2 separate regions of the Homo sapiens genome follow, and region 2 is linked to region 1. A link is a contact called in ENCODE Hi-C or POLR2A ChIA-PET data. All regions are on one chromosome and are shown on one strand. The core of a region is the stretch at or near the end of the contact, and the rest is flanking DNA. Distances in the headings are between cores, read along the strand shown. Region 1 holds the start of TRPM7 (transient receptor potential cation channel subfamily M member 7). Region 2 has its middle 34 kb from the start of SPPL2A.

The links. A loop is a pair of places that touch in the nucleus more often than their neighbours do. ChIA-PET counts read pairs that join two places held with the same protein, here RNA polymerase II (POLR2A). Pooled maps may share reads with other maps.
Region 2: a pooled map shows a loop between it and region 1 (2.2-fold over the local background). The contact joins the enhancer-like site here to the promoter of TRPM7 in region 1. A Hi-C loop is called at or near these places in 1 of 168 maps with a recorded cell type or tissue (heart right ventricle), 1 of 37 single-sample maps with no recorded cell type and 3 of 50 pooled maps. POLR2A ChIA-PET finds 5 or more read pairs at or near these places in 5 of 52 experiments (CD8-positive, alpha-beta T cell, H1, OCI-LY7 and 2 more).

What each region holds. Positions count from the first base shown.
Region 1 is chr15:50,684,145-50,688,979 of GRCh38, forward strand. It overlaps TRPM7 (transient receptor potential cation channel subfamily M member 7), which reads right to left and starts at 2,653. Exons shown (of 39, transcript NM_017672.6): 1 at 2,387-2,653. The coding sequence starts at 2,389. LOC128092252 reads right to left here and starts at 2,573. Exons shown (of 4, transcript NM_001414947.1): 1 at 2,387-2,573. The coding sequence starts at 2,573. It also overlaps the pseudogene RN7SL354P. RefSeq lists enhancers at 1,741-2,605, 2,135-2,554, 2,865-3,044 and a silencer at 2,605-2,774.
Region 2 is chr15:50,797,044-50,801,808 of GRCh38, forward strand. It overlaps the pseudogene RPL32P30. Among named protein-coding and RNA genes, the nearest start is that of SPPL2A, 34 kb to the left of the region's middle. Within about 2 kb of position 1,813, at least 5 of the 41 ENCODE cell types and tissues checked have a DNase peak (open chromatin) inside an H3K27ac peak, as active enhancers do.

The sequences.
Region 1 (4,835 bases), core at 1,403-3,902:
CTGATTAAGTCGTTTTTTTTTTTTCTGAGACAGAGTCTCACTCTGTCACCCAGGCTGTAGTGCAGTGGCAGGATCTCCGCTTACTGCAACCTCCACCTCCCAGGTTCAAGCGATTCTCCTGCCTTAGCCTCCTGAGTAGCTAGGATTACCACGCCCGATTACTGATCAAGTCTTTAGATTAACTACTAACTAGTTCACAGGAAATAAAGAGTAGAAGCTGGGCAAAGTGGGGCATGCCTGTAATCCCAACACTTTGGGAGGTGAGACAGCCAGATCACTGGACATCAGGAGTTCAAGACCACCCTGGCCAATATGACGAAACCCCATCTCCACTAAAAATACAAAAATTAGCCGGGTGTGGTGGCTCGCACCTGGAGTCCCAGCTACTCGGGAGGCTGAGGCAGGAGAATCACTTGAACCCAGGAGGCGGAGGCTGCAGTCAGCCGAGATCGCTACACTGCACTCAGCCTGGGCAACAGAGCGAGACTCGGTCTCAAACAAAAAGAAAAAAGAAAAAAAAATACAGAGGAGAAAGAAACATGTTACATGACACTACAGGGATGCATTCAACAAAATCCAAACTGATGGAAATTCTACAAGGCAAATGATGGGTTTCTTTCAACAAATAAATGGTAAAAGACACCCCCACACCCCAAGAGAGAAGGTACTAGAGACTGAAAGAGTTACCGACCAAATGCTATGTGCAGAATTCTTTGTAACCTGATTCTAACAAATCAACTGACTAAAACATGAGACAATCAGGGAAATATGCTGAATATTTAATGATACTAAGCAATTATTAATTTTTAGGCATGATAATAATATTGTGGTTATGTTAAAAAGTCCTTGTCTTTTTAGACATAAACACAATAAAGTATCCATAAATGACATTTGTCTGGGATTTGCTTTAAAATTATCCCATTGAGGAATGATAGAAGAAATAAAATTCACATGGTTGAAGCTGTTGAAACTGGCCAATGGGTATATGGTAGTTCATTCTACAATGTATCTTTGCAAGTTTGAAATCTCCCATGTTGGCCTGGCGCGGTGGCTCACGCCTGTAATCCCAGGACTTTGGGGGGCTGAGGCGGGCGGATCACCTGAGGTCAGGAATTAAGAGACGAGCCTGCCAAACATGGTGAAACCCCGTCTCTACTAAAAATGCAAAAATTAGCCGGGCATGGTGGCTACAGTCCCAGCTACTCGGGAGCCTGAGGCAGGAGAATCGCCTGAATCCCGGAGGCGGATGTTGCAGTGAGCGGAGATCGCGCCACTTCACTCCAGCCTGGGCGACAGAGTGAGACCCTGTCTCAAAACAAACAAACAAAAAAGAATAAGGTGGAAAATAGTGAAAGACACATTATTTATTCAAAGTATTACTACATTTGTGTTATAAGTAAAACTCTTATTTTAGTTTTGTATGGCACTTGAATTAGCGTCCAGTGAAAAGCAAACTTGCCAGACTCCAGCAGAGGGAGAGTTGTTTGCATAAAGCCTATCAAATTCAAGTACTGACCAAAAATACCTACTTTGCTCTTCATGTCCCTGATGTAAATGACTTTCTTAAGAAATCTTCAAAATTGGTTCCTGATATCCAAAAATAAAAAGCTCTATCGGAAGCTGCAATGCACCGCCTCCCTCTCTCCATTCCGCACCTTTCGGTTTAAAACACGATCAACTGTTCTCTGGGGCAAGGGATGCGGTAGTTCGACTTAAATCCTGACTGACAGTACATTGTCTTGGTCCCCACAGAAGCCTCCCCCCACCCACCAAAATCCTTAATTCTTGCTAAAGAAAAAAGATCTACCATCAATATTGTCAAATCCCTCCCTTTTGGTTCCAAAAAGGAAATGTACCTGTAGAGTATCCGCTGCACAGCAAACAAGGCACTGCTCCAAACCCGTGTCCTCTACCCCCTTTTTGCACCCTTCTAGCCCTCCCTCCCTTTTTTCCATGTAAAACTTGAGCAGAGCATTTGGTTCCCTTATCTGCCAGCAACTGGCGCCAGGAGGACCGTGCTCCCAGGAGATGCGGAGCTTGTAGGCTGAGCCCTGCGTCGGGCGCGCTGAGGCCGCTCAGCTGAGCCCAGCCAGGTAGTCCCGGGCTCGCGCCTCTGCCGCCTGGAGAGGCCCTCGCTGGGAGCCGAGTCTCGGCTCAGGGGATTCCCGCGAAGAGGTGTCGCCTCTAACTTGCTACCTGCTCCCGCCCCTCACCCCAGAACGAACTGCACACCCGTCCCGAGAGGACAAATCCGGAAGCCTCAAGGCAATTCGAGGGTCCTTCGCCGCATGGAACGCGGCTCCCCACACACTTGCCTGCCAAGTCTCTCCTTTACCGCCCGCAACCCCAGAACCATTCCCCGCCCGGGCCTGCGTGGGTCCAGTACCATTCTCCTCACGGGGCGGACTCCGGAAGGGCAGCAACTCCACCTCCTCCTCCTCCGCGGCCTGTAGCCATCTATCGGGAAGCGTCTCCGGAGGCGGCAGCAGAGGCCGCCGGACAAGGAACGCCCAGGGAAACCTTCTCAGAACTAACTCAGCTCCGGCGCTAGCAGCAGAAGCCGAGTCTTTCATAATTGTGCGACCAACTCCTCCGGGTGACTGGCCACAGGGACGCGCCCGCGCCCGCCTCCGCCGGCGACGGGGCTGGGGACGGACCACGTGAGCGGCGCGGCGCGGCGCGTGCGTCGCCGCCCGCGGGTCGGGTCACGTGAAGGGCGCGCGCTCCCTCGATTCCAGGCCGCCTCCCTGCGCGCCGCGCGCACGCGCTGGGCAGGTTCGCGCCGCCACGCCGACCGCCTCTGGGTTCCCAGAAAGTGGTGGGGTGTTCACGCCGTATCTCCGTTGGGTACCTAGGCGGGACTTAGACAAACTTCAGCCTCAGCTACGAGAGTGGAACTTGGGGAATCGGAGGTTGAGGGTTAAGGTTCAAGGCTTGCGGATCCAGTCTGGAGTTGCTGTGTGGGCTCATTCCGCTAACTAGGCCTGGCCTGTGCCGACTCGCTCCAGCAAACTCGAGTGTCGCAACACACTCTGTGTGCTTCAGAGCGAGTAGAGGCTTTAAATGTTACTCTCTCCTCGTCCAAAATGCAGAATCATCTTTTTACCCCAATCATGTTCTTTCTCTAGCCTCTCCTGTTGCTGCCGGTAAATATTCTTCTTTGTTTAACTATGGGACTGTCTTTTTCCCTCCAGAGATACTCACCCACATACACGCATACACCACACCTTCTGCACCAAAAACTGGGTTGTTCCCTTGATGTAATATGTACCTATCCACCTTTCCATTTATTTTGCTGTCACACATGCCAAGGTTTGGCTATTAGCAATGGTTTACTAAATGTTATTCCTTATCTACTGGGAAGACCACAATCAGTTTAATTTTCTTAAAACTGCTTTAACATCTTTCTGCTCCTGAAGTCTTCGAGAGTTCCTCAATCTGACCCTCAGGGATCTGACTGTCTTATCTCTTTTTTAAAAACGACTTTATTTTAAAATAATTGACATGACAAACTGCACGTATTTAAATGTCCAATTTGATAAGTTTTGACATACCTGTGCACCCATGAAATCACCATAATCAAATGAACGTATTCACCTCTAAGTTTCCTCCCCCCCCTTCATAATCCCTTCATCTCGTCCCTCTCCATCACGTCCCTTATCAACTACAGATCTACTTTCAGTACAGATAAGTTTGCACATGCTAAAGTTTTATATACGGGAATCATACAGCACGCACCTTTTTTTTCCGTCTAACTTCTTTCATTCAGCATAATTATTGCCTCTCAAACATTATGACCCACAATTCACTGAAGTAGGATCTTCTCTCAGAAAAAAAACTAATCCACCCACTGGTTCCCCCAGCTTGTGAACAATCTTCAGGTATTGTGTATTTCTTCCCCATCTGGCAGGTCCAGCAGAACCAAGACTTAAAAATGTTTTAATATATGTGTCACACTAAATTGTCAGCCTTGGGGAAGGCATCTTGACTAATTTATGCATGCAGTCAATAAATGTTTATCTTCTGGATTTCAGTTGGGCCTACACATTTCCTGCCTGTAGGGAGTTTATAATCTAGAAGGTAGAGGCAGACAAACTGGAAAATCAAAATAAAATGAGATTAGAGTGCTTTGTTTCGTTAGAACTTTGTAACTCTGGTCTTTTTGTACTCACGAATGCTTCGCTCCTTAGTTGGATGGTGTAGAAATGAAACAAGATGAGCTCCTTGGCACTTGCCAGAACTCTTTGGTAAATTGGAAAATTTAGAGTTAGAAATGGGGAACAGGATTGGGTGGGCGCGGTGGCTCATGCTTGTAATCCCAGCACTTTGGGAGGCCGAGGCGGGTGGATCACCTGAGGTCAGGAGTTCTAGACCAGCCTGGCCAACACGGTGAAACCCCGTCTCTACTAAAAATACAAAAATTAGCTGGGCATGGTGGCAGGCGCCTGTAATCACAGCTACTCGGGGGGCCGAGGCAGAAGAATCGCTTGAACCCAGGAGGCAGAGGTTGCAGTGAGCCGAGATCGCGCCATCTCACTCCAGCCTGGGGGACAAGAGCAGGACTTCGTCTCAAAAAAAAAAAAAAAAAAAGAAAAAGAAAAGAAATGGGGAACAGGATTTATCCTTAATTGAACTAATCAAAATAAATTCCTTAATTTTCAAGTGATCAACCAGCCTTGAAATTCACAGATGCTGACTTTCAATCAGCAATCAATTCTGGAGAATGAATTTATTCATTCAAAAAATATGTATTGAGTCAGGCACAGTGGCCCATGTCTGTATTCCCAGCTACTCCAGAGGTTGAGGCAGAAGGCTCATGTGAGCCCAGTTCTGGG
Region 2 (4,765 bases), core at 563-3,062, 110 kb after region 1:
GGTCGCTTATGCCTGTAATCACAGCACTTTGGGAGGCCAAGGCAGGTGGATCATGAGGTCAGGAGTTCAAGACCAGCCTGGCCAACATGGCGAAACCCCATCTCTACTAAAAATACAACAATTAGCTGGGCATCGTTGTGGGCCTGTAGTCCCAGGTACTTGGGAGGCTGAGGCAGAAGAATTGCTTGAACCCGGGAGGCAGACTTTGCAGTGAGCCGAGATCATGCCACCCCACTCCAGCCTGGGTGAGAGAGCAAGACTCCGTCTCAGGAAAAAATAATAATAATAATAATCATCTGGCCAAGACATTGAGTTGGGATTTGAACCCAGGCTGATGGATTTCAGAGTTCATAGCTTTTTCCAGGTTTACTTATAGAAAAGATGAGTGCAAACAATAAGATAATTGATAAGACTTTGAATGAAAAGAATTTTTTGGCCGGGTGTGGTGCCTCATGCCTGTAATCCCAGCACTTTAGGAGGCTGAGATGGGTGGATCACCTGAGCTCAGGAGTTCAAGACCAGCAACCAGCCTGGCCGCCACAGAGAAACCCTGTCTCTACTAAAAAATACTTTATTTTTTCCTTTTTTTGAGATGGAGTTTCGCTCTTGTTGCGCAGGCTGGAGTGCAATGGCACGATCTCGGCTCACCACAACCTCCGCCTCCCAGGTTCAAGCGATTCTCCTGCCTCAGCCTCCCAAGTAGCTGGGATTACAGGCATGCACCACCATGCCCGGCTAATTTTCTATTTTTAGTAGAGATGCGGTTTCTCCATGTTGGTCAGGCTGGTCTCAAACTCCTGACCTCAGGTGATCCACCTGCCTTAGCTTCTCAAAGTGCTGGGATTACAGGCGTGAGCCATCATGCCCGGCCAAGAATTTTTTATCCTTTGGCATATATTTCAATCTGGGCCATCAAGCACAATTTTCAAAGAAACCCTCTTTATTTTTCCAATCCTGTCGTGCAAGAAATATTCTTGCTGCATAGCCCTGGGGATGCCTTTTTTAATTCCCTGAACTACTGCAAGGGTAGTTTGGCTGGGCCTATTAACAAGTCATAACATGAAATCAGCTGTGACAGGCCTTTCTGCCTCCTGTCTTCAACTTTCCAAGTGTCAGAAAGGTGGCTTAACCTGTACTTCCAGTTTATACTGCCACCAAGTAGAGAAAAAAAAAAAAATGTACCAAGAATACACTGTGCCAATTGCTTAAAGATGAAACAATTTTATTTTCTTTTTAATAACATAATTATCCCATTAGGCCAAATATTTACAATGTGAAGTTCAATTCAGTAGTGGTGAATAGGATTTTTTTACTTGAAAGATTGAGTTGTATAATTCCAAATGACCCAGCCACACAACTAATGAATTCATGGTGAACATTCAGACTAAACATGATCAAATGTAACCTTTGGTTAGAAATACATATTTCCAATATGATATCCAGCGAGTTTCTGAATATTTGAATTGTTTTGTTCATTTGCAACGAAAATAGATTTATAGTTTGTGTCTGTGTGTGTGTTTTTTTACTCTGGTTATTTCTCATTGAAACCTAAAAATCCACAGGGGCAGGAAAGGATAGATTGACAGGGTACCCAGAAAACAAGGACTGTTTGCAGGTTGACTCTAACCCAGAGGCATTGACAACAGAGTGTGGAGAAAGTTCAAATGCCAGATCTTGATTCCCAACATTGATTATGGGAACAAGAAGAAGACAAAGCACATGCTGCTCGGTGGCTTCTGGGTTTCTGGTCTACAGTGTCAAGGAGCTGTAAGTGCTGCTGCAGTGCAATAAATCTTACTGTGTTGGGATCGCTCACAATGTCTAAGAACTGAAAAGTCATAGAGGAAAGAGAAGCCCGGCTGGCCATGAGTCACCAATCCCAAGGCCAAGTTGCACAGCAAAGAAAATTAATAGACAGCTGTCAAAAGCTGTTAAGACAGCAGGCCTCAAATAGAGTCATTCATGCTGAAGTTCAGCAAACTGAAACCTAAGTTGTATACCTGTAAGATATGATCTTCTGAGAAATCAGAAGACAAATTATAGCCAAATCCCATTAAGCCAACAAGATTTTGCCTATGTCCCTATAAGGAAGATAACCTCGAAATGACAAATCTGCTATTTGTTTCTTGTTTCTGTTTTTCTCCACTTTTTTTTGTCTGTTAAACTCACCCACTCTCTTTAGCTCATCAGAGCTCCTTTCTATTTTGTAGACTGGATGCTGCCTGGTTTATGAATTGCCAATAAAAGCCAATCAGATCTTTGAAACTTGGCCAGGGATGGTGGCGCAAACCTGTAATCCCTGCACTTTGGGAGGCCAAGTTGAGCAGATCACCTGAGGTTAGGAGTTTGAGACCAGCTTGACCAACATGGTGAAACCCCAACTCTACTAAAAATACAAAAATCAGCCAGGCAAGGTAGCAGGTGCCTGTGATCCCAGCTACTCCAGAGGCTGAGGCAGGAGAATGGCTTGAACCTGGGAGGCAGAGGTTGCAGTGAGCAAAGATCACCACTACACTCCAGCCTGGGCGACAGAGTGAGAATCTGTCTCAAAAAACAAAAAATGAAAAACAAAAGCAAAACAAAACAAAAAAGATCTTTGAAACTCAATTTGTTGAAATTTTGTTCTTTCTCACACCTCATGTGTAAGTTTTAGTTGTGTTAAATAAAACCATAAAAACTCTGGGGAAAAAAAAAGATTCAGATTCCCGAAGCTCAGAGTTCCTTGTACAGGTGTTAACTGGCCCTATTTACATTATCTTGTGGGGAGTGGGACTCGGGGAGCTGGCTCAAAAAATTCAGACACTGTAGATACTGCTATTGCTGTGGGTAATAAACTATTTTTATCTTTGATCCAGGAGTCTCATGTCTTCTATCAACATCCATGAAACTATGACAGGCTAACATGTTAACTTGTAAGTAGGGTACAATCTCAGATCCCTTACAGTTCTTGACATAAGCTGTCTCTGGAGGGAGAGACTACTTATTTCACTGAATAATATTACACGCCAGGCAGGATGATGAGTACTGAGAATACAGCTTACTTAGCTTGGTACTACTAGTAGAATTGCACTGTAGTGAAACTACTAAGCTAGTTAAACTCAGAAGGTGGTCAAACTCAGACTAATAAAATCCTAGCTGCAATTGTGATCACAGTTCAACAACAGGATGGAGATCATATGGTTTTTAGTCTTCAGAGAATGAATGCATTCTCTGCAGATGGCAGGGAGCTGAGAAACACAAAGAGGTTCATAGGGACTTATAGAATTCTCTCCCTTTTTTTTTTTTTTAGATGGAGTTTCACTCTTGTTGCCCAGGCTGGAGTGCAGTGGTGTGATCTCAGCTCACCGCAACCTCTGCCTCCCGGGTTCAAGTGATTCTCCTGCCTCAGCCTCCTGAGTAGCTGAGATTACAGGCATGAGCCACCATGCCCGGCAAGTTTTGTATTTTTAGTAGAGACGGGGTTTCTCCATGTTGGTCAGGCTGGTCTCGAACTCTGGACCCCAGGTGATCCGCCCACCTTGGCCTCCCAAAGTGCTGGGATTACAGGCATGAGCCACCCACCGCACCCAGCCAGAAGTCTCTAAAACAGTACTCCTCAGCCTTTAGAATGTCAAGAAAGAAGATGCCTTTTAGATGGACTCACTCTTTCTATAACTTTCCTCTGAATAAACTGTCCTAAAGAGTGACAGTAGGAGTATCACTTTCTGGCCCACAGATCAAAGGGCATGTCTACTGTGCAGACACCTGGCGATGAGCTATTTGTAAGTGGGATTTCTAATTTAGGTTTGCATCTAGGATGGGAGAGAGGCAGGTACTACATTAAATGTGGGCACAACCAGTAAACAGAACTGCACCATGAAGGATTGGAAAGTCATAAATAGAGAAAGTCTAGAGCCCCAAAGCTGTGGGTGAAACAGAAGTGGTTTCAGATACAGGACCCAAGAAACTGAGTTTTTAATAGATAGGGGCTCCATCAGAAAGTAGGATGTCATTTCCTTATGATGATAGTAAGCAAGAGAACCTGGCAGGCAAGACCTAGCCAGTAGTCTGGGCCTAGCAGACAGTCCACAGGTGCTAAAATAATTTAGTAAATAAACAGAGTATTCTAGATTCATCTGACAAGTTAGATACAAATAAGTATCATATAGTGTTCAGCACAAAGAAAACGTGCCTGGCAGTGGTGAGCACCTGTAGCCCCAGCTACTTAGGAGGCTGAGGTGGGAGGATCACTTGAACCCAGGAGTTTGGGTCCAGCCTGGGCAACATAGTGAGACCCTGTCTCTAAAATAAAATAAAATAATAAAATAAAATAAAGTACCTGACACTGACACCTAATATGTGGTAGCACAAAACCAGGAGCTTGGCCGGGAGCAGTGGCTCATGCCTGTAATCCCAGTACTTTGGGAGGCTGGGGTGGGTGGATCACCTCAGGTCAGGAGTTTGAGACCAGCCTGGCCAACATGGCAAAATACTGTCTCTACTAAAAATACAAAAATTAGCAGGGTGTGGTGGCGGGTGCCTGTAATCCCAGCTACTCGGGAGGCTGAGGCAGGAAAATCGCTTGAGGCTGGGAGGTGGAGGTTGCGGTGAGCCGAGATCACACCACTGCATTCCAGCCTGGGCGACAGAGTGAGACTCTGTCTCAAAAAAACAAAAAAACAAACAACAACAAAAAACAGGAGCTTACACATGTGGCAGGCAAGAGTTTGGTCCCTCACACTGGGAGCAAGAATTCATTAATCCAATAAAAGTATATTGGGGCCAG